5 separate regions of the Mus musculus genome follow, and regions 1, 2, 3 and 4 are each linked to region 5. Evidence: chromatin loops called from intact Hi-C (ENCODE). Cell type or tissue: gastrocnemius. All regions are shown on one strand. Region 1 holds the start of Nt5e (5' nucleotidase, ecto). Region 2 overlaps Snx14 (sorting nexin 14). Region 3 overlaps Nt5e (5' nucleotidase, ecto). Region 4 overlaps Snx14 (sorting nexin 14). Region 5 has its middle 18 kb from the start of Gm28231.

Region 1 (5,000 bases), 86 kb before region 5:
TCCTCATCCCTCAGGGCGCATTAGTCTTTCCACTAGGATAGACAGCTACACTCCCTGGCTGCTTCTGTCATCTCTCAGTTTCTGCCTAGCAGCAGAACCTAAGGGGGTCTTCAAGTTCATCCTGGTCCTCCATAGCCACCAGAACAACTCTCTCATGAGTGTGGCAGGTCTAGAGAGTACAAAATGTCTTGGAGGCTCCTGCTCTAATTTCCGAGGCTACACTGGCTTCCATGGATGGGGAACTGGAGATACCCCTCTACAGCAGCTGTTCACTCTGATCTGGGTTTCCAGCATCGCAGAATCAAGACACAGCAGGGAACTGAGACAAGGAATTTTTTATAGTAGAAGATCACTAGGCTCCCAAGGCTTAGTAAAATACAAGCAACACAACAGTGTAAACCTCTGTGAGATACAAAGGCTGCAGAGCGGAACCAAATGCTACAGCCGTGAAAGCTATGGTCCACGAAGGCCAAATCATGTGTATTGAACCCCACCCACGACTCACCCCACCCATATGTTCTAAAGACCTCTCTGAAAAGTGGAGCTATAGATTCTGTTATCCCCTCTCCTCCCACTCTTGACACCGGCCAGTGTAGCTTATTTTTCCTCAGGCCCCACTTCAATGACTTGGATAGACATTTGTAAGAAAGCAATTCCATCCCACAAAAAGTATTCTAAACATTCAAGGGTGATGGGTTCCAACTTGTAGTACATTGTTGTGGCCCCATCCTGTCTTAAAGAGGGACGCATTTTTACTAAGGAATATTTACCCACATGAGAAGAAAAAGAGTGTTCGAAAAAGAAAATGCTGTAAAGTTGTGGCTTATATGTGAAATCAAAGCAAACCCAGACGTTGTTTATCCACCCTTCTGAGAGGAAGTAGAGACGTGAGCTAGTTAACAATCCGAATATGTAAATGTTTGTATTGCCGTTACCACTTGCAAAGCTTCGAGTAGGTCTAGCTGTGGAAAAAGAAAGCTGAGAGACTGCAGAGTTCTTGAGGTCGGAATTTCTTTTGCCAAGCTGCTGCTGAGCATGATGGCCCTCCCCAGACAACTCTGTAGGCTTAAGGACTGTTAGAGCCGTTCTTGCATTGAGAGTCTCTAAGCCAATATTCAGTAGGAAGGGAGCTCTCACCCTTCTCTGACCTCTGAGCTGTTCCTGTACACAGTGGGTAGTCTGCTGTCTGCACCTTACTTTCCCTCCCACACCCTCTGGTTTCACAGAGTTCTGAGAACTCGCCCTGCTATTTCTCTTGCTAAGCCCTTATGATTGTTGTTGTTGTCTCTGATTTTTTCCCCAGAACAGGGCAGAATCTTTTACCGGAGGCATCCACACTGGGTTGAATGTGAGTGGTGGCTCAATTAATTTTTACGTCTCAGTTACATCTCAGTTATGTTTTATTTGATTATTCTTTATCCCTTCTCAACAAGCAAGGCATCACCTCCAACAGAGTGTTGGGAAGTGAGGACTAATCTCTCTCTCTCTCTCTCTCTCTCTCTCTCTCTCTCTCTCTCTCTCTCTCTCTCTCTCTCATGCTAGGCTGGCCTCTCTTTTGTAACCAAGGATGACTCTGAACTTTGGATCTTTCAACCTTTACCAGGATTGCCCTGCAAGCCTAGTTTGGGCGATGCCAGGGATCAAATCCAGGGCCTTTGGAATTCTAAGAAAGTACTCTAACAATGGAGCTGCATCCCCAGCCCCCTTATCTCTCCAGTTAGGCTCTTTCGGAATCTCTACAGCCAATCGGTTTTTATTGAGCCCCTGAAATCCCAGCTTTTCCGCGTTTGGGTTCTCTCTGACTTTTTTTTTTTTAACTTGCTCTTTTGAGGCAGTGCCTGGGAGCAACAAGAACTAACAGTTACAGAGATTATATTATTATATTATGTGCACAACAGTGCTTTGAGGTCAACATTCTTCTTCGCATTTCATAGCAGATTTGGCCACCGAGGTCTAATAAATAACTAGTATAAGGTCACAGAAAAGTAACTGACCTGTAAATCGACCTAAGGAGGTGAGCTCATTGTGCTCGGACTTCAGAGCCAATCGGATGTGTTTTCCTCCTTGGGGGCTGGTGACCTGAATAATTTTTGACCCGATTTCCTTTCAGTAAAGTAAGGATGAAGAATTGTTTGGAAGACAGAGCAGATGGGAGAGGTGGAGGAGACTGGGATGGGTCTCCAGCCCTTGATAATTTTCAGTGCTCGAGCTGAAGCACCTGTAGGCAGTAGGGTCCCTCTTCTAATTGTCTCAGTTCGCTACGGGACCCCAATAACATCAGTTTAAGAAAATAATCTAAGAGACGCCCTCACTTAGTGAATGAATCCTTAGGTGGCCTGGGTCGAGTTCCACCTGTACATCTCTGAGCACTATCAGACCACTAGCGAGTTCTCCAGCCTTTCTCTCTCTGGGTCTGGGACTCCTACCCCGGGAACTTTCTCCTTACCATAGCATCGTAGCCCAGGATGTTCATGAAGTGTGCCACTTCAAGGCCTTTGTAAACGGTGAACCAGATGGTGCCCTGGTACTGGTCTCCGGCATCCAAAAACAGCACGTTGGGTTCTTCCTTGCGGATCTGCTGCACCTTGGTAAAGAGCCGGGCCACGCCGCCCACACACAGGCTGGCGTTGAGGCACTTGGTGGAGTCATCGCTGGTCTGCTCTAGCCGGCTGTGCACGTCGTTTGTGTGCAGGATCGTGAGCTCCCAGGCACTGGCTGCGGGCCACTGTGGTAGTAGAGCGCTCAGTGCGAGAAGCAGCCACTTGGGTACCTTAGCGGCCGCGGGACGCATGGCTGGCTAGAGCGCGTTGAGCGGGTGGACTGGCCCTGAGCCCAGTGAGCACCGGCCACCGGGGCCTCTACTAAACTGCGGAGTAGAGGAGGGCGGGGCGGGGACAGACCCGCCTCTTCCAGCCCCAGGCCCTCCCGCTTGCAGACACACTCCCCGAGTCACCCGATGCGACCCTGGCACCCGAGGCACCCGGGAGCCTCTGGCCCAGCACACGCAGCCCGCAGGGAACAGAGAGGAGGTTGTTCGCCTGGTGAGCGAGCAGGTCCGAGAGGCTGGGTGCCGCAGTCCCCGGGCGGGCGGCGGTGACAACTGCAGGGGCAGCGTTCCGGATCCTCACTCTCTATTACACCGATTTCTCCAGAAGAGTGTACAGCGGCTTGTGTTGCTCGGTGGCTCGGTCGCCGAAAAAGAAGGGGCTGGGGCGGGGGGGGTGGGGGGGGGAAGGAAAGGAAGACAAACGTGGGAGTGAGAGGGGTCCAGAGCCCGCCTGAGAGGTGCGCTGGAAGGTTGCTTCGGTGGGACCGGGACACACCGGCCGAGACGCTACTTAGGTTTGAGGACGCAACCGCTCCACGTATTCGAGCTGGAATCTCAGGAGCAAAGCAATCTTTGGGACCCTCAGCGGTGGCATAGGGCCAGCTCTGAAAGCTAAGGCGGATCCTAGCGGGTAAACCTGACAGCTACTCTGGGGCGCTCCTCCCTTACCTTTTGTGGTGTGTGTGTGTTTGTGTGTGTGTGTGTTTGTGTGTGTGTGTGTGTGTGTGTGTGTTTGTGTAAAGCTTTTAGCAGTAATAGTGGGGATCCATATTTGTTATGAACAAATCATTAAATATAAATCGCCACAGCACAAATTCCCTGTCTAATGGATTAACCCCTGTGTTTGAATGAAGTATAGTCAACACGCTAGTAGTTCTGAGAAAGGAAAGAGTATTGGTGAGGTTCCCGTGTGTTCTGGTCATTATAGAAGTTATCTAATGCCCACACAATTCCAGAATGCACCAGGTCTGCATTGTTACACACACACACACACACACACACACACACACACACACACTACATTGGGGCATACCTGTAATCCTAGCACTCAGGAGACTGAGTTGAGAGTTGAAAGTATGGGGTACATAGTGAGGCCCTATCTCACCCACAACCAAGTTGCTTTTCAATTGCAATAAAATATACATCATATATACAGGATGTGCATTACCGCGTACTGTCCTAAGTTTACAGATATTTGCCATCATTCATTTCCCAGAACATTTTTATCTTTCCAAGATTGCATTGTAAACTCATTAAACAGTGACTCCCACACAACACGGTGGCAATCACCTATAATTACAGTTCTTGGGAGTCCCGGCAGGAAAACAGTCTGGTCATGTAGTGAGTTAGTGAAGCCTGCCTCAACAACAGCAGCAGCAACAACAACAACACAAACAAACTAAACTACCAACTAACCAAAACCACCTCTCCATTTCCTTCCTTTCCAGCCTCTGGCAGTCAACATTGCATTACCAGTTTGTATAGATTTGATCATTCTAAGGACCTCATAGTTGTTCTTTTCTGACGGAATTTGTTTTACTTGGTGCAATGCCTTCAAGACTCAGTGTGTCAGCATTTCCTTTCTTTCAAAAGCCAACACTTCACACTAGGTGTGTATTTGAATGCTCACATTCATAGCAGCTTATTCATAAGGTATGAAACCAGAATCAGACCAGGGTTCACGGCTGATGAAATAGTTTAGTTGGGAGGTGAAGTAAGGACCTGCTATGTTGCTTGTTCTCACATGCAACGAAAAGTCTCTGTACATCTTCACCAACTCTATTTTTTTTTTGTCTTAAATGATAGTCACCTTATGGCACATGTGATATCTCACTGTAGTTTCTATGTGTGTTTCCCAGTTGGTTTGAAAGATGGTCAGCATGTCAAACCAACTGGGAAACACAAATAGAAACTTATGGACCATTTGTGTCCTTTCTTGTAGACATTTCCTTTAAATTTTTTTTTATTAGTTTGGTGGTGATGGCACATACCTTTAATCCCAGTGCTTGTGAGGCAAAGGCAAGCAAATCTCTGAGTTTGAGGGTAGCCTGGTCTACAGAATGAGTAACAGGATAGCCAGGGCTACACAGAGAAACCCTGTCTCAAAAAAGGGAGGGGGGGAAAGCCCCAATTGAAAAAAATGCATTTATTTATTAATTTCGCTCGTGTGTAT
Region 2 (5,000 bases), 160 kb before region 5:
TTGCCTTAGAATTTGTTATTAAAAACTGATTGTAGAAGTCACAGTTAAATAAATGAGGACACTTAATTTTATTTGAAATATTTCTGCTTTATTTTCTTGATGTTCCTTTTTAAAGACATGCATACCATGATTCTTATAGACAGAAACACTTTGAGCATACTTTGCAGACAAGTTTGGTTTTTAAGCTGTCCAGCTGGAAAGAATAATTAGGGGTCCTTCCCTCCATTCCCCCTTCTTCTAGAGAAGTATATGTGGATTTTGCCCATAAGTTACTTCATTACCCTTATCCTGATAGTTCTTAGATTGTTATTTACAGTAAAAGAACAATTTAGAGGGGAAAATTGTGGCTCATTCTTTCCTCTCTCCTCTGTCCGCTCTCCCTCTCTTCCTTTCCGTTCATTGAGACAGGGCCATGCTACATAGTGTTCTCGACCTGCTTTGTCTCCCAATTTAGGGTTGTAGGTCTGTGTCACCATGCTCAGCTCAGTGATGTACTTGCAAATATTTAATCATTAGACGATATAGAAGTGCATGTTGGTAGAGGTATTTTAGTGTTTTGATCAAGCTGTCTAGCTGGATATGCTGCTGTGATCTCATCTATGTAGGTGCCTGAGCAGAGTGCAAATGTGAAAATCCGTCCTGGGAAACATACTGATCCTCCTTCGTAAAGAAATCTTTAGTCTCATTTGTGTTGCCAGTTAAATTGTCCTTAGTCTTAGGGCGCATGCTGTTGGATATACCATACATACACAGTTTTTTGGTGTGTGTGTTAAGGAGCAAACCCGGGACCTTGTACATGCTACTCAGTCTCTCAGCTACATCTCCAGCCTGTAAACGTGAACTTATAAAGCTAGCAAAGATTCGAGAAGGAAAAGTGCTCTGATGTCTTCCTGCTCCCTCCTGTAAGAGAGCGCTCATTTCCTTTAAACAGTGGGCACTTTTAGCAAATGAAGAGCGCAAGTCCAAGTGTGTGATGCTGCAGCAGAAGCATCTAGACACTTGCTGAAAATGCAGAATTGTACGGCCCTTCCTGGTCCTACTGAATTTTAATCTGAGTTTTTTGGATAGATAAGTGTGTACGTAGGGGAGGAGCCTAAACAGCCACATAAGACAAGCGCTCTTCCACTGAACTACACTCCCAGCTCCATCTTTCCTTTCCCCTTCCCCCTCTCCCCCTTTCCCCTTTCCCCTTTCCCCTTCCCCCTCTCCCCCTTTCCCCCTTCCCCCTTCCCCCTTCCCCTTTCCCCTTTTCCCCTTCCCCCTTTCCCCTTCCCCCTTCCCCCTTTCCCCTTCCCCTTCCCCCTTCCCCTTTTCTCTTTCCCCTTCCCCCTCTCCCCCTTCCCCCTTTCCCCTTTCCCCTTTCCCCCTTCCTCCTTCCCCCTCTCCCCCTTCCCCCTTCCCCTTTCCCCTTTCCTTTTTTCTTTCTTTTCTACCTACCTACCTACCTACCTACCTACCTACCTACCTACCTACCTATCTACCTATCTACCTACTTATCTACCTACCTACCTACCTACCTACCTACCTACCTACCTACCTACATGGTTTCATAGTACAGCCTGTAGCTGACCTGGAACTTGCTGTGTAGATCAGGCTGGCCTTGAACTAAGATCCAATTTTTTCTGCCTCTCCAGTGCTGGGGTTAAAGGCGTGCGCTACCATGTCCATCCCCATAGTTTCATTTCCGTGGGGTCTTTAGTTAGTTAAGTGCTTGACAATGAGGAACTTGTGCGGGTCACTGATTACAGAATTATTATTATTAATTATTATTATTAATTATTATTACTTCTGTCTCCAGGTCCCTGACATTACTCATAAGAGAGATTCTGTCTGGTTCTGTGCTTCTTCCTTCTTTGGATTTCCTAGCTGATCCAGTAAGATTACATTTTTTCTTTTCTTTTTCTTTCTTTCTTTCTTTTTTATAAAATACTCTTGAATTACTGTTTAGCCATTTTGTGTGTATAGTACATTGTTTTGAAACATGTGCTTATTTGAGTGACCATCATCATCACCTTCCAAAGTGTTGGTCTTAACAAAACGAAAATCCTGTAAATTCTACACCCATAAACAGTAATTCCTTGGCAGAGGAATGTTTTAGTAGTCCTTTCCTTGCCAAGTCTCAGTAGTAATCCATTCTATGTGTGTGTCACATTTTGCTTATTTATTTGTTCTTGGATGGACACTTTCAACAGTTCTGACTGGTTTGATTGTAGTTCTTTAGGAGTCCCTCTGTAACACACAGATACAGATATTTAGCCAGTCACTGTGCTGTTTATTTTTCTAGCAAACTTGATAATGTGAAAGTTCTGAGAATTTTTGGCAGAACATGACAGTGGGTTATTCTGACCTGTGCTTCTTACGTCCCATTAGGATACTGTCAATCATTTGCTTATCATCTTCATAGACGACAGCCCTGTGAGTATTGAGCGTACTGCGTGCGACACTTGGAACTGCTTTGTTTGAACTGTATGTACCAACTCTAGTGCGAATTTTACTGAATTGATAATTCTGTTTCTTCCAAGCCTGAAAAAGCAACTGAACCAGCTTCCCCTTTGGTTCCATTCCTGCAGAAATTTGCAGAACCTAGAAATAAAAAGCCATCCGTGAGTGTTTTCAGCATTAATGTTTTGGAGATAACAGTTTTAAAATACATTCATGTATCTTTCACTTACTCTTCCTCTCATGTTGCGACAAGGTGCTGAAGTTAGAGCTGAAACAAATCAGAGAACAGCAGGACCTTTTGTTCCGCTTTATGAACTTCCTGAAACAAGAAGGGGCCGTGCACGTCCTGCAGTTCTGTCTGACAGTCGGTGAGGCTTCCTCTGCGTGTCACCAGTGACGTCACCATGCTTGCTAGTGCTGTGGCTGTTTAGAGCAGATCTGCTGTCCAGACGACATTTCATGCTAGATATCTCGGGTGACTGAGCTTCTCCAGCTGTCTAGTCCTTTCTAGGTGGGGCATGACCGTAACATTGCCTGCAGTCAGATTCTAGTAGCAGAAAAGAATCTCTAAAAATCCAGTGTGGTGGTGCTGTGTGAAAGATCTCACAGTCCAAATCAGCACCGCTCGGCCAGCATTCTGTTAGGAGTGCCAAGCTGGAATATCACGGCGCGTTGGATCTGTGAGAAACTTTCCGAGCTGGATTGTCATTATTACTTAGTGAGCAATCAGATTTTACAATCTTGACAGATCTTTGGTATGAGAAACTAATCTAATATGTTCTTTATAGAAAATATTACAAATATGCTTACTAGTCTGTTGTAGCAAATTTGTATTGCTAGCCATGTTTATATATTTTATATTAACATAAAAATCTTGTTGAATTTGGGTTTTTGTTTGTTTTTTTTTGTATCTGTTGTTTTTGTTGTTTTTTGTTTGTTTTTTTGTTTTTTTTCAAGACAGAGTTTCTCTGTGTAGTCCCGGCTGTCCTGGAACTCACTCTGTAGACCAGGCTGGCCTCGAACTCAGAAATCCGCCTGCCTCTGCCTCCCGAGTGCTGGGATTAAAGGCTTGCGCCACCCCTACCTGGCTGAATTTGTTTTTAATTTGAGTATTCTACTCTCAAGTCCTTTTCTAAAAGTTTAAAATAATAATTTGATTATATTTTCTGCTTCTAGTTAGAATAAGAGCGTGAAGTTTTCATGAAAGCATTTATATTAACTTTTTTTCTTAATCTCTCTCTAATTTGTTAGAGGAATTTAATGATAGAATTTTGCGTCCAGAGTTATCAAATGATGAAATGCTATCTCTCCATGAAGAATTGCAGAAGATTTATAAGACCTACTGCTTGGATGAAAGCATTGACAAAATTCGCTTTGATCCCTTCATTGTCGAAGAGATTCAAAGAAGTAAGTCAGAGCGGATAGTGCATGGGTGGTCGGCATTGTTCCCGTCTGCTGCGTTTTCTTCGTGTCTCTTATTCTACTTTAAAAAAAGATTAATTTATACAGTTGTTTGTTTGAGGGAGGAGCCTCTCACTATGTGTCCCTGGGTAGCTTGGAGTTCACTTTATAGACCAGGTTGATCTCAAACTCAGAGACTTGTCCATCTCTGCTTCCCCAGTGCTGGGATTAAAAGCATGAGTCACCACTCCTGGCACTTTTTATTGCTTGAATAATTATTTTCAAGTGCGTGCGTGCGTGCGTGTGTGTGTGTGTGTGTGTGTGTGTGTGTGTGTGTGTGTGTGTGTGTTCGAGTGTGTACATGTGCCCAGGTGCCCTTGAAGGGCAGAGGCTTTAGAGCCCTCTAGTGCTGACGGTTGTGAGCTGCCAACATGGGTTTTGGTAACTGAACTCTGGTCCTTTGCAAGAGCAGTTACCAAGCGCACTCTTGAGCGCTTCACGTATTTTTTAGTCATTCCAGCAGCAGTTAAGATGCTTTAAAAAATACTTAGGACCTTTTATTAACTTTCTTAGTTAAGACTTTTTTTTTTTTTTTTACATATTTTACTGACAAGATTAAAGCTTTGAGAAAGAGAAGTGTTCACTATAAATATAACTGAGGCAGGCATGAAGGTGGATGCCTGTAATCTTAGCCCTTGGAGGTGGAGGCAGGAAGATCATGGGTTCAAGGACAGCCTATCCTACAAGGAAATTCCACTTGAGTCTGGCTGCTTAGTGGGACCCTGACACTCAAAAGAGTCCATAAGATAAAACAACTCACATAACTAATGTTTCTCAGAGCTGGAGGTAAATCTTTCTCATTTCCCATTCTAGTGAGATTTCTTCTGTAGGAGTTTCTATTAAACATAGTTTGTATGTTCATTTCACATAGTGAAATTTAAATGAATATGTTACCTTTCTGTTACTCAGCAATAACTTGTACAATTGGGTTGTTTTAAATAGTTGCTGAAGGCCCATACATAGATGTTGTGAAGCTGCAAACTATGAGGTGTCTTTTTGAAGCATATGAGCACGTCCTTTCCCTGTTGGAGAACGTGTTTACCCCCATGTTCTGCCACAGTGATGAGGTGAGTCAGGCTTCTCCACTTCTTCAGAGT
Region 3 (5,000 bases), 120 kb before region 5:
AAGGCCTGTAATCCGGGCAGATCTCCTAGTGGGTGGGTTCTAGAGAAATGGAGTTTTGCCAGGCTTCCCTGCTGGAGCTTTGCGGTGCTCACATCTGTGCATTTTGGTTGTGGCTATAAAATCCCTTAGGAATGTTTATTTTGTTTGCTGACATTAATACCTGGGTGTATTTTGCCTTGAAGATGCTTTGAGCAGCTCAACATCAACACCTGGATGAGCCCCTGTGAGCCCACCTAGGATGGCACCATGGTCTTGCCATGAGGTTTGGCAGGCTGGACAGGTACAGAGGACCTGCTCAGGGTGTGGTTCCCAGCTTGCTTCCTCTCCAGCTGCTGAGAAGCCTAGGTTGTGAGCACAGACTCTCCTGTGCAGAGTAGGGCCTCACTGCCCATCCTTCTGAGCTGATGATGGTAAACAGCAAAGGGCTAGTAGAAGAGATCGTGACAGTGGGCCCATGCAGCATATGAAAACAGATGGCATAACAATATTCTTTTATTCTGAGTCTCAAAAAAACAAGGTACTTCTTGACAGACATGGGGGTACAATATACCCCCAGCCTAGGCTATATGTGGAGAGGCTGCCTCAAAACAAACAAACAAACAAAAACAGAAAAAAAGCAGTATTTGCTTGTTTCATGAATGAAGACGCTGAGGCCCATACCACACTGTCACTGCCTCTTGTTAGGTGGTCCAGATTTTGAGTGCTACTCTGTCCTATTTGAATTCCTTGTTTTGGTTCTCTTCTCTAGATAGGAGCTGATTGTGGCTTCTGCCCCACAGGACTAAGCTTTTGCAAAGCAAAAGAAGCTGTAGTGCACTGAGCAGACTTGGAAAAAAAAACCATGAGGGTTTGAGAGTGTGGCATTTCTTTATGAGCAAAGAGTAAATGCAAGGGGGAGGCTAAATTCTTCACAAGTGTCACTCACAGTCATTTCCTGAAACAAAACAAACAGAAGAGGGTGGAAGATGTAGCCACCTCTCCCCAGATCTCACCTTCAGGAATGCTGCTGTTGAGAAGAATGGGATTTCCATAGGAAGTGATAACATTGCCTTTATCATCAAACTCAACCTTCAGGTAGCCCAGGTATTTGCCAAAGGCATAGGCCTGGACCACAGGCACCTGCCGTCCATCATCTGCGGTGACTATGAATGGGTACTTCCCCGCAGGCACTTCTTTGGAAGGTGGATTTCCTGAAATAAAAGAAGCAAATTTGATCAGGTCCGCCTTTGCATATGGCAGGCCACTGGCTGAATGACAGCAGATTTTGACTTGGAGATTCACCATCTGCTGCTGTACATGGCTGGTCTTTCAGAGCCCTGTGGGACATTTGTCACTGACTCCAAATGCCCTTTTGGCACATAAGTCCTGCCATTCTCTACTCAGTGGGCATTTACTAAGCTGTTTCTAAGTCTGGGGCATTGTGCCTGGTAGTCTGATGTGGGTCAAACAGAAATAGAACACTGCCAAGATTATCTCTCTTTCATGCAGACTCACTCTCTCTTCCCCCTGGCTGAATGAAAACTAAGCCATTTTGATGTATTTCTGTTTCTGGATAAAACTCTTCTGCCTCTGCTTCCCAAGGGCTAAGATTACAGGTGTGCTACAATACCTGCTAAGCAATATAGGAAGGGAACTCAAGTGAGTGAATTAACAGTTCTCATTCTACGGGGTTGTCCAGACAATTCAGTGTCTTTAGATCCTCAGTGTGTGCCGGCCAGGCATAGTAGGTACACCATTTGTACTGCATGCCTCTTCCCCTTATAAGACGAAGGCATCCTCTAGAAACCTTGCACACACACTCATGGGCCTATAGTTGTTAATGAGGACCAAGGAGGGATGACTGAGCTGTTCCTAGGGTGACCGTGCTTTCTCAGGCAGGGACAGGCTTGCCCTTCACTGCAGGGGATAAGATGTGTAGGGAAGCCTCTACCTTGCTTTGCCAAGACATCCTCTTCTGGGCAGTGTTTGGAAAGCTGCAATTCCCCTAGCTGTCCATAGCGTGGCAGAGAATACCCCAGCCAAGTGGAAAAAAGATTAACAAATTGCAGAAATCTGGCATTCGGCACTTTCTTGGAAATTAAAGGGAGTGGCAAGCCAGACTTCTAGCCTTGGGTCTTTTTATTTTTTTATTTTTATTTTTTTTTCCTTCCTTCCACGGCAATAGCTTAAACAGAATGTTAGAAGTTAGGAACCTGCCATCCCTGTCAGATGCCCCAATTAGCTCAGCATGCACTCTGGCAGGGAGCACCTACTCTCTAGTTCAAAAAGGTCTTGATGTTCCTTTTCTGAGAACAAAAGATACATCAAGGTTATCTCACAAAGACCTAGTCAGGAACAGCAGCTTCCTTTGTGGCTGAGGTAAAAGTGGGTCTGGCTGCTAATCTCCTCCCCCACCCAGGCTGAGTTCCCATCACCCCCCTCCCCCCACTCACTCCCCATACATTTGGCAACCCCATAAAACCACCAGCGGGGGGGGGGGGGGGGGGGGGACAATCCAGACCTTCACATTTTCCACACTGTTCCTTGCTTTCCAGCCAAAGAACTAAACATTTATTACTTTCTGCTGTACTGAGTTATTTTTCTTGGACATGTATTTCCAAGCCTACTTCTGCTCAGATTTTTACCTCTCTTAATCCCCATGATTTTATTTATTTATTTATTTAGAGGAAGCTACACCACTATCACTTTTTGTTAATGCAAGCTTGGGCTCAAAGAGATGATGTAAATAAACTGTTAGTACTGACTGAACCAGGGAACAGACTGAGCCTGGAAGAGTATCAAGCCCTTTTCACAATCTCAAGCCAGATTCCAGTGAAAGAAAAATGAATTCCTGCACGTAAAGACCTCCAACCAGCAGAGCTAAGGCAGCACAAGCTTCCAGCCTGTGAGAAGCTCAGTACTAGGGGCCCGGGGCCCGTGAGTTCTCAGGAGTTGACCAACTTCCCTTATAACAACTCTACTTGGGATTGGATCCCAACTTCAGAGCTGGGCTTTTCAATAGACTCGTTTCATCTTGGAAAGCAACCATTTGAAGACTAGCTTCCACGAACTACTGCTGTGTGCGTGCAAAATGTGGCTTTGCTCTAAAGGACGCGGTGCTGAAGCTGAGCCGGGCAGAGCCTATGTAAAAGGACGAGATCAAGTGGTCACTGGGATGAGGAAAGTCCTTGTCTGACCCAAGAAACACCCAGAGAGATCACTGCCAAGGCCACTGGTCAGACCTCTGCCCTTTGGCTGGTTCTCCAGTGTACACAGGAAACCCTGAATGTCACCAGTTCTTATCAAGCGCCTGGAAACAGTTCCTTGGAGAGTGACTCTCTGTCCTGTGCATGTGACAAATGTTAGGGTTGTTTTGGAAAGGCACGATTATCCAAAGCCCAGCTTTCTTTTCGTGGGGCTTGTGTATGTATGCGTGCGTGCGTGCGTGCGTGCGTGTGTGTGCTGGGGCAGAGGGTTAGGGGGTCTCAGTGTTTATTTCTGGATGGTCACTATATTGTAGACCAGGCTGGCCTCGGACAGTTGCCTGCTTCTGCTTCCCAAGTTCTGGGATTAAAAGTGTTTATCACTATGCTTGGCCCTGTTTTTTTTTTTTTTTTTTTTTTTTGTTTTTTTGTTTTTTTGTTTCTGCTTCTACCTCTCAGGTGCTTGAATTACTGGCCTGTGCCACATCCGCCTTGAAACCTATCTTTTAAAACTGTGGGTCATGACCCACAGTCATAAGGGAGAGTATTGTGACTGAATGGCAGGCTACTGATCATACAGTGACCAAACACCCTACCCCTGCCCGGGATGGATTTTCATCTCAGAGTAATTACCACACACTGCATCTTTTTTCTTTTTCTTTTTCCTTTTTTTTTTTTTTTTTTTTTTTTTTGAGACAGGGTTTCTCTGTATAGCCCTGGCTGTCCTGGAACTTAAGACTTCACGGTAGCCTTGGTTCTGAGCACATATGTGCACTTCGCGCTGCACATGTGTGGTCACACTGGCAGTGACAGTATTGATCAACTCTGAAAAAGCACTGAAGATGCTGAAGTATCAAATATTCAGCTAAGACTTAAGTTTCTACATAAAAATAAGCAAATCTATCTTACTAATATGCAAATTTACTTTTGTCTAAGATAAATGGTAAAAATATATACATACCAACTAATTACCTTAAAATAAGTTTCTTGCGTTGGTGAGATGGCCCAGTGGGGAGAATGCTTGAGATACAAGCCAGAGTTCTATCCCAGGAGCCCACAGTAGAGAGAGAACCAGCTCTCAAGCTAGATGTGGTGGCACGTGCCTGAAACCCCAGCATCCAGGAGATGGAAGCACAAGGACACAAGTTCAAAGTCATCCTTGGCAATCTAGCAACTTCTAGGCCAGGTATAGAACCTGATCTTTAAAAAGGTGCGGCAGGGAGCACATACCACACTGACTGAAAGGACTACGGGTAGTGGCTTCTCTCTTTCCTTGTTACTCTAATACAGCAGTGAGTCTTCTAACCCTGTCCTAGGTAAAGAACACATAGCAGTTTTAGTTCAGCTGCTCTATAATTTATTTTGTGAATTCCCACAAATTTTAATTCTGTAGTCTTAACATAATTGCTGTTCCTTAAATATATGGATAATGTGAAGTTCATACTTAGTAAATGTGTGCTTAGGTCTAGAATCAATCATACTGGAAATAAAGTAATTTGTTTTTAAAATCTGACCAGTCAAATATTTTAAAAGAGTTGTATAAACTCCAGCTTACTGGTGCACGCCTTTAATGATAGCACTTGGGAGGCAGAGGCAGGTGGATCTGAAGACAGAGGTGTGTCTGAAGCCAGCCTGGTCCACACAGCGAGACACTGCCTCAAAAAAAAAAAATTCTGTACTTAGTAACATCCATTTAGCAATACTGCACACCCGCGCCGCATGTGTTAGCCACCCAGGCTAACAAGAGAAGAATATGAAAGCAGCCAGACTGGTCAGGATACGTGAAGTTTCAGCACTTCTGAAGGCTGGCTTCAAAAG
Region 4 (5,000 bases), 160 kb before region 5:
ATTGTCTGTTTTAATCTAGAGAGTTCACCTCAGGCAACCTAGGTGCAACTAAAAAGGAAAAATATGAAGCACAGTGATGTCCCTGCCTTTATATGAATTATTTAGGATAAATTTTTAAAGTGAATTTTTATTTTGGATTCAGAAACACCCCCTTCCCCGCAACCCCCCTGACTTCTCTCTGTAACCCTGGCTGTCCTGAAACTTGTTCTCTCAACCAGGCTGGCCTTGAGTTCAGAGCTCACCTGCCTCTCAAGTGCTGGGATGAAAAGTGTGCACCACCACTGCCCGGCTCTTAGGGGTATTTTTGAAATAGCATGCACTTATGAAATAAAATGTTCTGATAATATTAAGATATTTTTATTATTTATCTACCAGTATCTTTTAAGAGTTGTTAACTCCCTTTAAGGGATAAGGAGGGCTGCTGAATAATTTTTAGAATTCTTTGTAATTAAAGAATTGTGGGCTTTACTTTTTACTTATTTATTTTGCCCCAAGTAAATATAATGGTGTTTCTGTGGATTGAGGCATAATCACAAATGAGACTTTTGAAAAAAGCTGTAGTCCAAAACCTATATTGTTTTATAGACTCTAAATTCTAGAGACTGGAATGGCTATGTAAGGTCTAGAGATTTTAGTATTTTTATTTTCATCTGGAAATATGTTCATCAGAGCTTATAATATCTAAAACTGTTACTTTAAAAAAAACTGCATGCTTGCTTTTTAACTGTATGTTTGTTTAGATAAAAATAGTCTAGTTTGTTTCTAGTACTATTTACCACTTACTAATAGTTTTCTAGCTTTAAAATAAGTTTGATTTGTTCCAAAGACAATGCATGAAATAATCTTGTTACAGTAAACATGGTACCTTTGAAACGTGATCCATGTTTTTTATATCTCCAGTTGTTGAATTATTTCAGTAGATACATTTTTCATATAGGAATAATAGCTCCATTGAGTTAGATATCCTAAGAAAATGGTTAAGTTTTACAATAGTCTCTTGTTGGGTCTTTGGTGGTGGTAGTACTCAAATTTTAAATTAGATAAAAGTTACAGTTTGGTTTACTGAAACAGAGCATTTGGCTCTAATGGGTTGCATTTTTGCTGCTTTTGGTCTTTCTTCTTTCTTTTTAGCTACTTCTGCTTTTGGAAATTGACTTTTGAAAAATTTGTAAAACTAGTGTTTAATGTTTATGGCAGAGCTAGCTGCCTCCTCAGCACTCTGCCTGCTTTTCTTCTTCCCATCACTGCTAACCATTCTCCCCGACATGCATGCATCCGTCTGTCTGTCTGCCTGTCTATCTTGCTTCCTTCCCTTCCTTCTTTCCTTTCTTCCTCCCTCCCTCCCTTCCTCCCTCCCTCCCTTCCTCCCTCCCTCCCTCCCTTCCTCCCTCCCTCCCTCTCTTCCTTCCCTCACTCTCTCCCTCCCTCCATCTCCCTTCCTTTCTCTTCTCTCTCTCTCCTTCCTTCCTTCCTTCCTTCCTTCCTTCCTTCCTTCCTTCCTTCTTTCTCTCTTTCTTTCTTTCTTTTCATTTTTTGTATAACTTTGACATTAAGTGCATTTGTTTTATACCTGATTCCCTTTGGAATGTGAGACTATAAAAATGAATTTACTTTAGCATTTGTCATAGAGGTAAATTATTTTTTCATTAACCTTTATCTGAAAAATGTAATGGGGAGATCATAGTTTTATAATTTTATACTGTATTATTTTAGTGATTTAGCACTTTAAGTCATTGGTTCTCAACCTGTGGACTACGACCCCTTTGACAAGCCTCTATCTCCAAAAATATTTACATTACAGTTCATAAGGGTAGCATAGTTACAGTTATGAAGTACAAATGGAAATAATTTAAGATGGGGGGTCAGCACAACATAAGAAACTGTATTAAAGAGTCGCAGCATTAGGAAGGTTGAGAACCACTACTCTCAATAGATGTACAGTTTTTAAAAGTTGACAGATTCATGCATATGTACATTTTTTCAAAATTCTGTGGTAATGAAAACTATATACCACTAGGGGGCTATCATCTTTCAAAAATTTTTGTTCAGTTAAGCTTTTGAAGTTAGCATTAGCTAAATTTCAAATGTTTGTCAGTAAACTTTGTCTCATGTATTGATACAGAGAATTTAAATGTTCTGACTGTTTTGACTCCTGGATGTTGAGACTTAATCAGTAACTGAAAACTCCAAGCTTTGTTAATCTTCCTCCAACTTTCCCTTTCATAGCTAGGTAGCTTTTTCTTTGGCATTGCCTATAGTAGTCGGTGCTGGTAATTTGCTATGTACCTGATGCGTATTTGTTTAATATTTAGAAGCACACAAAAAAGAGGAGAATCGTTTGGAATCAGCAGAATAGGTAGCAAAATTAAAGGCGTATTCAAGAGTACGACAATGGAGGGAGCTGTGCTGCCTAATTACGGGGTGGCTGAAGGCGAAGATGACTTTGTAAGTGAAAACATTAAGTATAACCTACGTACAGTTTTCTGGTTAAAATGCATTAAGTGTGGGGTCTGCTAGCTTATATTCTCTATCTTTTATTTTCTCCCTTCAGACTTCCTTTATATGTAAATGTTCATTCTTATGACTAGTTTTGTAGTTTCATTGTACTAACCCCATACCTTAAATACCTTTCCTTAGACCCACCTTGATGCATCCTAAGGAAAATAAGCCCAGGCATTTCTAGTAGTCAGATAACTTACTGTGTGTGTGTATGTTTTTATGGATGTAGGGGTGTGTGTGTGTGTGTGTGTGTGTGTATGTTTGTGTAGATGTAGGTGCGTGTGTGTACACATGTGTGGAAGCTGGAGGACTAAGGAAACTGCCATTCATCAGGTATGGTGCACCGTTTTGCTTTGTTTTGTTTTGTTTTCTGTCCTAAGAGTGTGTGTACATGGTATATATGTTTCCACATGTCAAAGGACAACTTGGCAGGAGTAAGTTCTCTCCTGCTACCATGAAGGTCCTGGTCATCACCTGGCTTAGAAGCAAGCACCTTTACTAAGCCATCTTGCTGGCCTTATTTGTTTGTTTGTTTGTTTGTTACGTATTTGAGACAAAGTCTCTCAATGGCCTGGAGCTCATCAAGTAGATTAGGCTGATATGCCATTGAGACCCAAGGATCTGCGAATGTCTTCCTCCCTAGTGTGGCGACTATCAGCCTGCACTACTGTGCACAACTTTTTTTTTTTTTTAAATAGGATTTGGCAGCCTGACATAGTAGTCCATACCTTTTATCCCAGTTTTTGGAAGGCAGAGGAAGGGAAATCTCTCTGTAAGTTTGAGACTATCCTGGGTGTATATAGTGAGTTCCAGGACAAACAGAGCTACATAGTGAAGCCCTGTCTCAAAACAAACAGAAAAATCAATCAGGGTCTGTCTTACTATGTAGCCCTGGCTGGCCTGGTACTCACTATGTAGAGCCAGGCTGGCTTTGCCTGGCTTCCAAGCATAGGCGACCACACCTGGTTCACAGGTCTTTTAAACAGGTTCTGCTGATTCAACTCAGGTCCTTTTGTTTGCAAGGCAGGTACTTCCTTGAAAGAGGTATCTTGCTAGCCCTTTACTGTCTTTTCACTGGGCGTTTGTTTCAGTCCAGATGTTATCTCTTTCCAGCCTTATGCTTCAGGGATGTTTGTATAGTTATGAGAAGCCTTAATTTCCCATGGCTTAGACTGTGGAACTTTAGGCGCTCAGGTCTCATCCTAGACCTGTTTGACAGGACACCTTGGTTACGTGCATTTGTATTTCTCTCCTCATGCTTTCGTGCCTTTCTGCGTCTTTGCACACACAGTTCTGCTTCATGGTCCTTTTCTGCTGTTCTCTACACAGAAAACTTCACAGTTACCTTTTAAAATTCACCTGATGTTCATTAACCTTTACTTGAGCTACTAATAGATCTGAGCATTTTCTTTCTTTGTGCCCTTAATAATATGATTGTTATTATTTTTGAATATATTATTTAATTAACACATGACAATTTTACATATTTATACTATAGAGTATAAGCAATATATATATGTATAAATGATCCACGTGTGTAGAGGCCAGAGCACTAAGTAAGGTGCCACTTATCAGCCATGGTGCACCTCTATGATCAGGCTAATTGGTATGTCTGGTTCTGTGTGTGTGTGTGTGTGTGTGTGTGGTTTTTCAAGACAGGGTTTCTCTGTGCAGCCTTGGCTGTCCTGGAACTCACTTTGTAGACCAGGCTGGCCTTGAACTCAGAAATCCGCCTGCCTCTGCTGGAAATAAAGGCATGTACCACCATACCCTGCTTAAAAGTAACTTTTATTCACCTGATTTAATTTCATTGTCATCTCTGAGTCTTAGTGCCTCCATCTGCTAACCTAGGCCTAGGCCTGGAAACTTCCAACCTCTGTACAATCTAATCCAGGCCTAGAATGGTTTCAGCCTCTGAGACTTACTGCTCAATAAACTCACCCTTTCTAGTTCTTTCTGAACTCTGGTTGGCTGGTCAACTCATCTGTTCTGATTCAAAACTCCTCTCCAAGCTGACTGATTCAAGTTGGTTTCTCTCAGCTTCTGACTGAAATGCTCTGCTTGGCCTCATATTAACTTTGGCAATCTGTTCTAATCTTCTGACTCTTTCTTATATTCTGTCTTCTCCTGTGTCTAGCCTGTGTTGTCTGCTACCTGGCTCTTTAAAACTGTCACAGTAAAACTTCCCCCTTCTCTGCATGGCTCCCTTAAGTAGCTTCCCTTTCTTCTCTGTTCTTGTGAGAGTTGGACATAGCCTCTCTGTCAAATCTTTCTCTGATTCGTTACTTTGCCTGCCACTCAATTAGACATCACTTTCAAACATGGGTGCTTCCTCCTACAAACGAACTTTCCCTTCATTGTTTGGGGTTAAAGGTGCATACTAAAGGCGTGTCTATATACCATCCAGAGAAGCCATGCTGCTACTCTGCTAATAGCCTAGGTATGATGGTATCCACCTGTAATCTCGGCAAAATTTGCACACACAGCCCTAAAGCAGGAGG
Region 5 (5,000 bases):
TGATCTTGTCTTGAGAATTCGAAACCTTCTACCTGCAGAAGGTCCTGTAGCCTTAGACTATAGGATTAACGTTTCTTCTGATAAGAACCTGTTCAGCTAATATCTGAGGTTCTTGCAATGCTTCCCCATGCTAATAAGGCATTTTGGTACCTAAGCCTTTAGCCAAAACCCTTTGCCCATCCTGGATGTTCCTACCCCCAGTTCCCTAAATTATGTAAGCCTTGAATTGCCCCAAGTAAAGTTGATCTGACTCCCTGAAGCTGCTCCTGGTGAGGGGTGGTCATTCACCGTAGGTTCTCACAGGGCTCCCCTCTCTTCATCTCTGTTCCCCTTATCTTCGGAGACTACATCGGCTGAAAGGAATGGGATGGAGGGATAGAGGGGTGGTTCTGGTAGTTACTAAACTGCACCAATGGGAGAAAGGGGTATACCCAAGCCAGCATCCTCTTAGTGCACTTCCAGCCTTAGGTCTCCCATCTCTAAGTGATAAAGTTGTTATTTTTGCTGTGGCTTAGTTTTTCTCTTTCCTGGAAGCTGAATTCTTTTTCCATGCCAAGGAACAAGCTCTGCAAAATCCTAGATAACTACCAGTACCTTGCTTGTTCTAGAGTTAATATCACAGTGAGAAATCACTCTGCACCCTTAAGAGATTAGTACAGAAAAATATCTTTACTATATCTCATAAAAGGCTCTGCTTAATACCCAAAGAGGAGCCTACCTTAATCAGAAGATTTTACAAACTTATGTAGACTGAGTCTTATGCATTCCGCATACACTGCCATCCTTAAATCTCTTTCAGGCGCTGTTACACTCTGAAGAGTTTAAAAAGAGACAGGAGGGTGCAAGTTTAGTCACGTCAGCAAAGGGGAGACGTGCACAGCAAAGGTGTCACCATCAGAATTATTTCTTAAGTACACCAGTGTTGTTCTTTTCAAATAGTGGATACCCACAGTCATCTCGACCACCGGGCACAATTGTTTTTCCTGATAAGAGCTCAGGGGACGAAATGGCAGGCCATGACTTCGTGGTGGCTGTGACCCAGCGCTGCCCCAGGAAGTGTCCCTTAGAGGCATATACTTTAATGTGGGAAAGGACCTAATGACTAGTTGTAATTCAGGCTTGTCTCCTTTTGTTATGGAAATGTAGCCCTATTGAGGGGATGGTAGTCAATTTTGGTGAGCAAACATTAACAGAAATGTTCTCAATAACCCCAAACTTTAATTTTGGTACAAAAATGCTCATTCCTACAGTTCCTAACAGGTCAATATGCACAGCACTTTGAAAATTATCCATGAATATGTGCTTAAACTAAGTGATAAAGCTTGAGTTACCCCCAACACAGGCTGCTAGCAGAGGCCAAACAAACACTCCATCTCCTTTCAGTCCCCTGCTATAAATGAAGGGCCCTCTCTGGTCTGCTTAGTTTCTGCTTTCAAAGGGTGATTTTGCTGTTCAAAATGCTCTCTAAGCACCGTTCTGAAATACTGTATAGTGCTTGACTTAGAAGAAACTCATGATGTGTCTTACCAAGAAAATGTGTATTCATCCAGCTTCAGGCACGACCTTGATGGCATCGGATGAGCTTGATGTCTATGGATCATTGCTATAGATTAAATAAGGTGTTTCCACACTGCAGCAACCAACACTTCCAACCGGAAGGCTCTGGTTGGCCTGTTAATGGCAGCACCAGGAGCAGAGGCTCCTAGGAACTTACTTTGTGTTCAGAGAGCAATGACTCAGTCTTCGCCAACAGTACTTGAGACACTTTCGAGACTGTGAAAGAATTTACCGTTCTTTGAACATTCCCAGGGCTAGTTTGGGTGTGTGCCCGAGGGTGATCTCTTTGGCACATTTTGCCCAACTCCACTATTCGACAGTCACTTTTCATCTTTGAAGTCACAATTAATCGATTGATTTGCTCCTTAGCTTAGGGTGTGCTTCATCAGTAGCTCATGATGGCACATATTCACATGATTAGTTTCATTTGACAGGCGTAATTCTGAGAGGAAACCAAATCTCAACAGGGCAGGATGTGTTGGTGAGGAAGGGAGTGACAGCCTCTTCCATTCTCCTTTGATGAGCAGGTCTGGTGAGGAAAAGGAGAGGGACAACTAGACAAGGTATTCCTGTCTATTTCCTGTCTTCCTCTTTTTAAAAAAAATTTTTAAAAATTGGATAAAAGTTCATTTTCTTCTGTCACTTTTGGAAATGACTGGTTTTTGTAGCTTAAATGTTTGAGTACAAGTTACATTTTATATATATACATATATATACACACACACACACATATATGTATGTATGTATGTATTTATGTATGAATATATACTATATTCACACACACACATATGAATGAACTGGCAACCATGTGATCAAACTGATAAATAATTTATTAAAAATAATTTTATCAGTTGTAAACTGTTTTTCGCTTGCTTTTCTCAAGCCTTAGTAATATTTTGATCACAACTGAAGTGCCCAAGATGAGGGCTTAAAACTATCCCAAAGATTCATGAATACAGCAGGACTGCTAAGAGACTGCCATAGTCCAGTCCAGAGGGCAGACATTAAGCAGCCTTGAAATCTCCCGCCACAAAATCAGGAAACACGTGTCCAGGCTTGTGTTCTCTGAGTTTTCCTTCTAGCTTAGGAAGGTTACCCCAGTGGTGCCTCAATACGAAGCAGTCGACAGGTAACTCTTACTCTTTTTACTAGACATTATCCCCCTCTGCTGGTTTCTTGGTGTATTTGCACGGTGAGCTGAATTTAGCCCAGGGCAGACCTTCCTCTGTCCGGTGCACGCATTGGCACATGGGAGTGCTACAGCGCATGTGTGGATTTCCGAGGACAACTTTAGGAAGTTGTTTGTCTCCTGTATTGTAGGTCGTCGGGCTTGTTCTCAGGTTGTCAGACTTAGTGGCTATGTCTTTACCTGCTGAGCTATCTTGCTGGCCCTGATATTTTAGAAGATTTTAAATTTAATTTTTTGACGAGTTCATAAATGTATTCAGTATCGTGATCATATCCACCTCAGATCCCTGCCTCCGACTCTCCCTGACCCCCAACACACCCTTTCACCTTCACATCTTCTTCTTTAGAGATATTTATCGCTAGTGTATGTGATGAGAGTGTGGACCCAGACCCACAGTGCCCCCCTCCACCCCCAGCCTTGCCCAGTACCCCTGTCTCCCCTCCTTACAACCCCCCCTCCCGTCCCTCCGGCCCCTGTGGAAAACATAAGACAACTTTATGGAGTTAATTCGCTCCTTCACATTTCAATGGGGCTGGGGATTGCATGCAAATCTCTAGGTTTTTGTGGCAAGTGACATTATCCAGTTCACCAGCTTCTCCTCCTCTTTCTCCTCCTCCTTGTTCTCCTTCTTTCTTCTCTTTCCCCCTTCTCCTTCGACTCAGTGAGTGCTGTTGTACACATGCATGAGTGTGGGGCCATCCACCACAGCCCACACCCTTGAAGAAAAATTTCCCTCTTTACCCAGCAGCCATCAATTTCGAGCAGTACCTTAGCTAAGGTCTATTCTTAGCCGTTCTTAGCTAAGAGCACAGCTCTCCTCTTGTTGGAATGTTGATTGGCTGGAGTAGGTGCTGTGCAAATGACCCTAGCTGCCTCATCTGGGAGAGCGAGACAAAGAAAACCTGGGCTTAGTGTCAGGGACTGTGGGGGTGGAGGAGTGACCCCTTCAGGAGGATATACTGAGAGCTAGCTCTCCTTAGTGGAGGGCAGAGTCTGATACTGGGAGCCCAGAGTGAGACTGGGACAGTCACTGTACTGAGGAGAGGAGCAGAAAGACTCTTCTTTAGCGATTAGCCAACTGCATGGCTTTCTTTTTCTTTCCTTTTCAAAATTTAAATTTATTAATTTGTATATTCATTCACTTTACATCCCAATATCAGCTCCCCCTCCTCCCTCTCATGCAGATCCTCCTCCCGGATTCCACCCTCTTTCTCCTTTGCAAGGTGGAGCCTCCTTCTTGGTGTTAGCTTCCCACGATAGATACACGACCCCCCTTCCCCCACTCCAGCAATCAAGTCCTGTGGGACTAGGGGCATCCTCTCCCACTGAAGCCAGGCAAAGCAGTCCATTTAGGGAAATGGGATCCACAGACAGGCAGGCAACAGACAGCCCTTACTCCAGTTGTTGGGGGACCCACATGAAGACCAAGCTGCTCATCTGCTACATATCTGCAGAGGTCCTCGGTCCAGCCTGTGCCTGCTCATTGGTTGGTGATTCAGACTCTGGAAACTTCCAAGGATACAGGTTAGTGACTGTGTTGGTCTTCCTGTGGGGTTCCTGTCCTCTTCCAGTCTCTTGGTCCTTCTTGAACTCTTCCACAGGACTCCCTGAGCTCCATCTAATGTTTGGGTGTGAGTCTCTGCATTTGTTTCCATTGGCTGCTCTGTGGAGCCTCTCAGAGGTCCGTTATGCTAGGCTCCTGTCTGCAAGCATAACTTGCAGTATCATTAATCGTGTCAGGGATTGGTTCTTGCCCATGGAATGGGTCTCAATTTGGGGCCATCACGTTTTGGGTCAAAGTTTTTGTGGTTAGGTTGCTGTCTTTACACCCCTATTGGTAGTCCTGCCTGGCTAGAGGAAGTGGCCACTTCTGGATCCATATCCTCCACTGCTAGTAGTTTCAGTTAGAGTCACCTCCATATATCCCCTAGGGCCTCCACCCATCTCAGGTCTCTGGCATGTCCTAGAATCCATCTCCCCCAATTTCCCTTCTCTCTTCCCTGATCTCCTTATATCTCTGCCTCTTATCCTGCTCCCCTCTCCATCCCCTTCCCCACCCAGTTCCACCAACCTCTGATACTTAGTTCTTTCCCCTTTTGAGAAAGACTTGGCCATCCTCCTTTGTGCTGTCCTTGTTATTTGGCTTCTTTGGGTCTGTTGATTATAGCATAGTTATCCTGTACTTTATGGCTAATATCCACTTATAAGTGAGTACATACCATGCATGTCCTTTTGGGTCTGGGTTACCTCACTC

The links. Peaks named below come from ENCODE experiments on the same cell type or tissue, not always from the same donor. Only the 100,000 strongest peaks of a DNase experiment are listed, where the experiment ranks them.
Region 1: it touches region 5 in a loop (2.5-fold over the local background); 5 of 42 quality-filtered maps call a loop at or near these places.
Region 2: a loop joins it to region 5, with 6 times the contacts of the local background. A loop is called at or near these places in 25 of 42 quality-filtered maps.
Region 3: it touches region 5 in a loop (2.7-fold over the local background); 22 of 42 quality-filtered maps call a loop at or near these places.
Region 4: a loop joins it to region 5, with 8 times the contacts of the local background. A loop is called at or near these places in 25 of 42 quality-filtered maps.

Annotation. Positions count from the first base shown.
Region 1 is chr9:88,325,477-88,330,476 of GRCm38, reverse strand. Nt5e (5' nucleotidase, ecto) reads right to left here and starts at 2,868. Exons shown (of 9, transcript NM_011851.4): 1 at 2,447-2,868. The coding sequence starts at 2,791. Gm51281 (predicted gene, 51281) reads left to right here and starts at 4,675; the gene lies at 4,675-4,734. In gastrocnemius, a CTCF peak has its summit at 2,760; DNase peaks (open chromatin) are centred at 2,828 and 3,399; H3K4me3 peaks cover 3,188 bases; H3K27ac peaks cover 2,549 bases.
Region 2 is chr9:88,402,114-88,407,113 of GRCm38, reverse strand. Snx14 (sorting nexin 14) reads left to right here. Exons shown (of 29, transcript NM_001359958.2): 9 at 1,799-1,874; 10 at 2,371-2,415; 11 at 2,523-2,603; 12 at 2,696-2,810; 13 at 3,694-3,849; 14 at 4,846-4,970. Among named protein-coding and RNA genes, the nearest start is that of Snx14, 34 kb to the left of the region's middle. In gastrocnemius, no CTCF peak of the experiment used is centred here; a DNase peak (open chromatin) is centred at 2,850.
Region 3 is chr9:88,359,626-88,364,625 of GRCm38, reverse strand. It overlaps Nt5e (5' nucleotidase, ecto), which reads right to left. Exons shown (of 9, transcript NM_011851.4): 4 at 993-1,190. Among named protein-coding and RNA genes, the nearest start is that of Nt5e, 35 kb to the right of the region's middle. In gastrocnemius, a CTCF peak has its summit at 2,006; DNase peaks (open chromatin) are centred at 2,256, 2,379, 2,932, 3,180 and 2 more places; H3K27ac peaks cover 1,083 bases.
Region 4 is chr9:88,395,684-88,400,683 of GRCm38, reverse strand. Snx14 (sorting nexin 14) reads left to right here. Exons shown (of 29, transcript NM_001359958.2): 17 at 2,313-2,445. Among named protein-coding and RNA genes, the nearest start is that of Snx14, 41 kb to the left of the region's middle. In gastrocnemius, a CTCF peak has its summit at 2,033 (motif pointing right); no DNase peak of the experiment used is centred here.
Region 5 is chr9:88,239,505-88,244,504 of GRCm38, reverse strand. No RefSeq gene overlaps it. Among named protein-coding and RNA genes, the nearest start is that of Gm28231, 18 kb to the left of the region's middle. In gastrocnemius, a CTCF peak has its summit at 2,729 (motif pointing left); DNase peaks (open chromatin) are centred at 2,743 and 3,110; H3K4me3 peaks cover 1,097 bases; H3K27ac peaks cover 510 bases.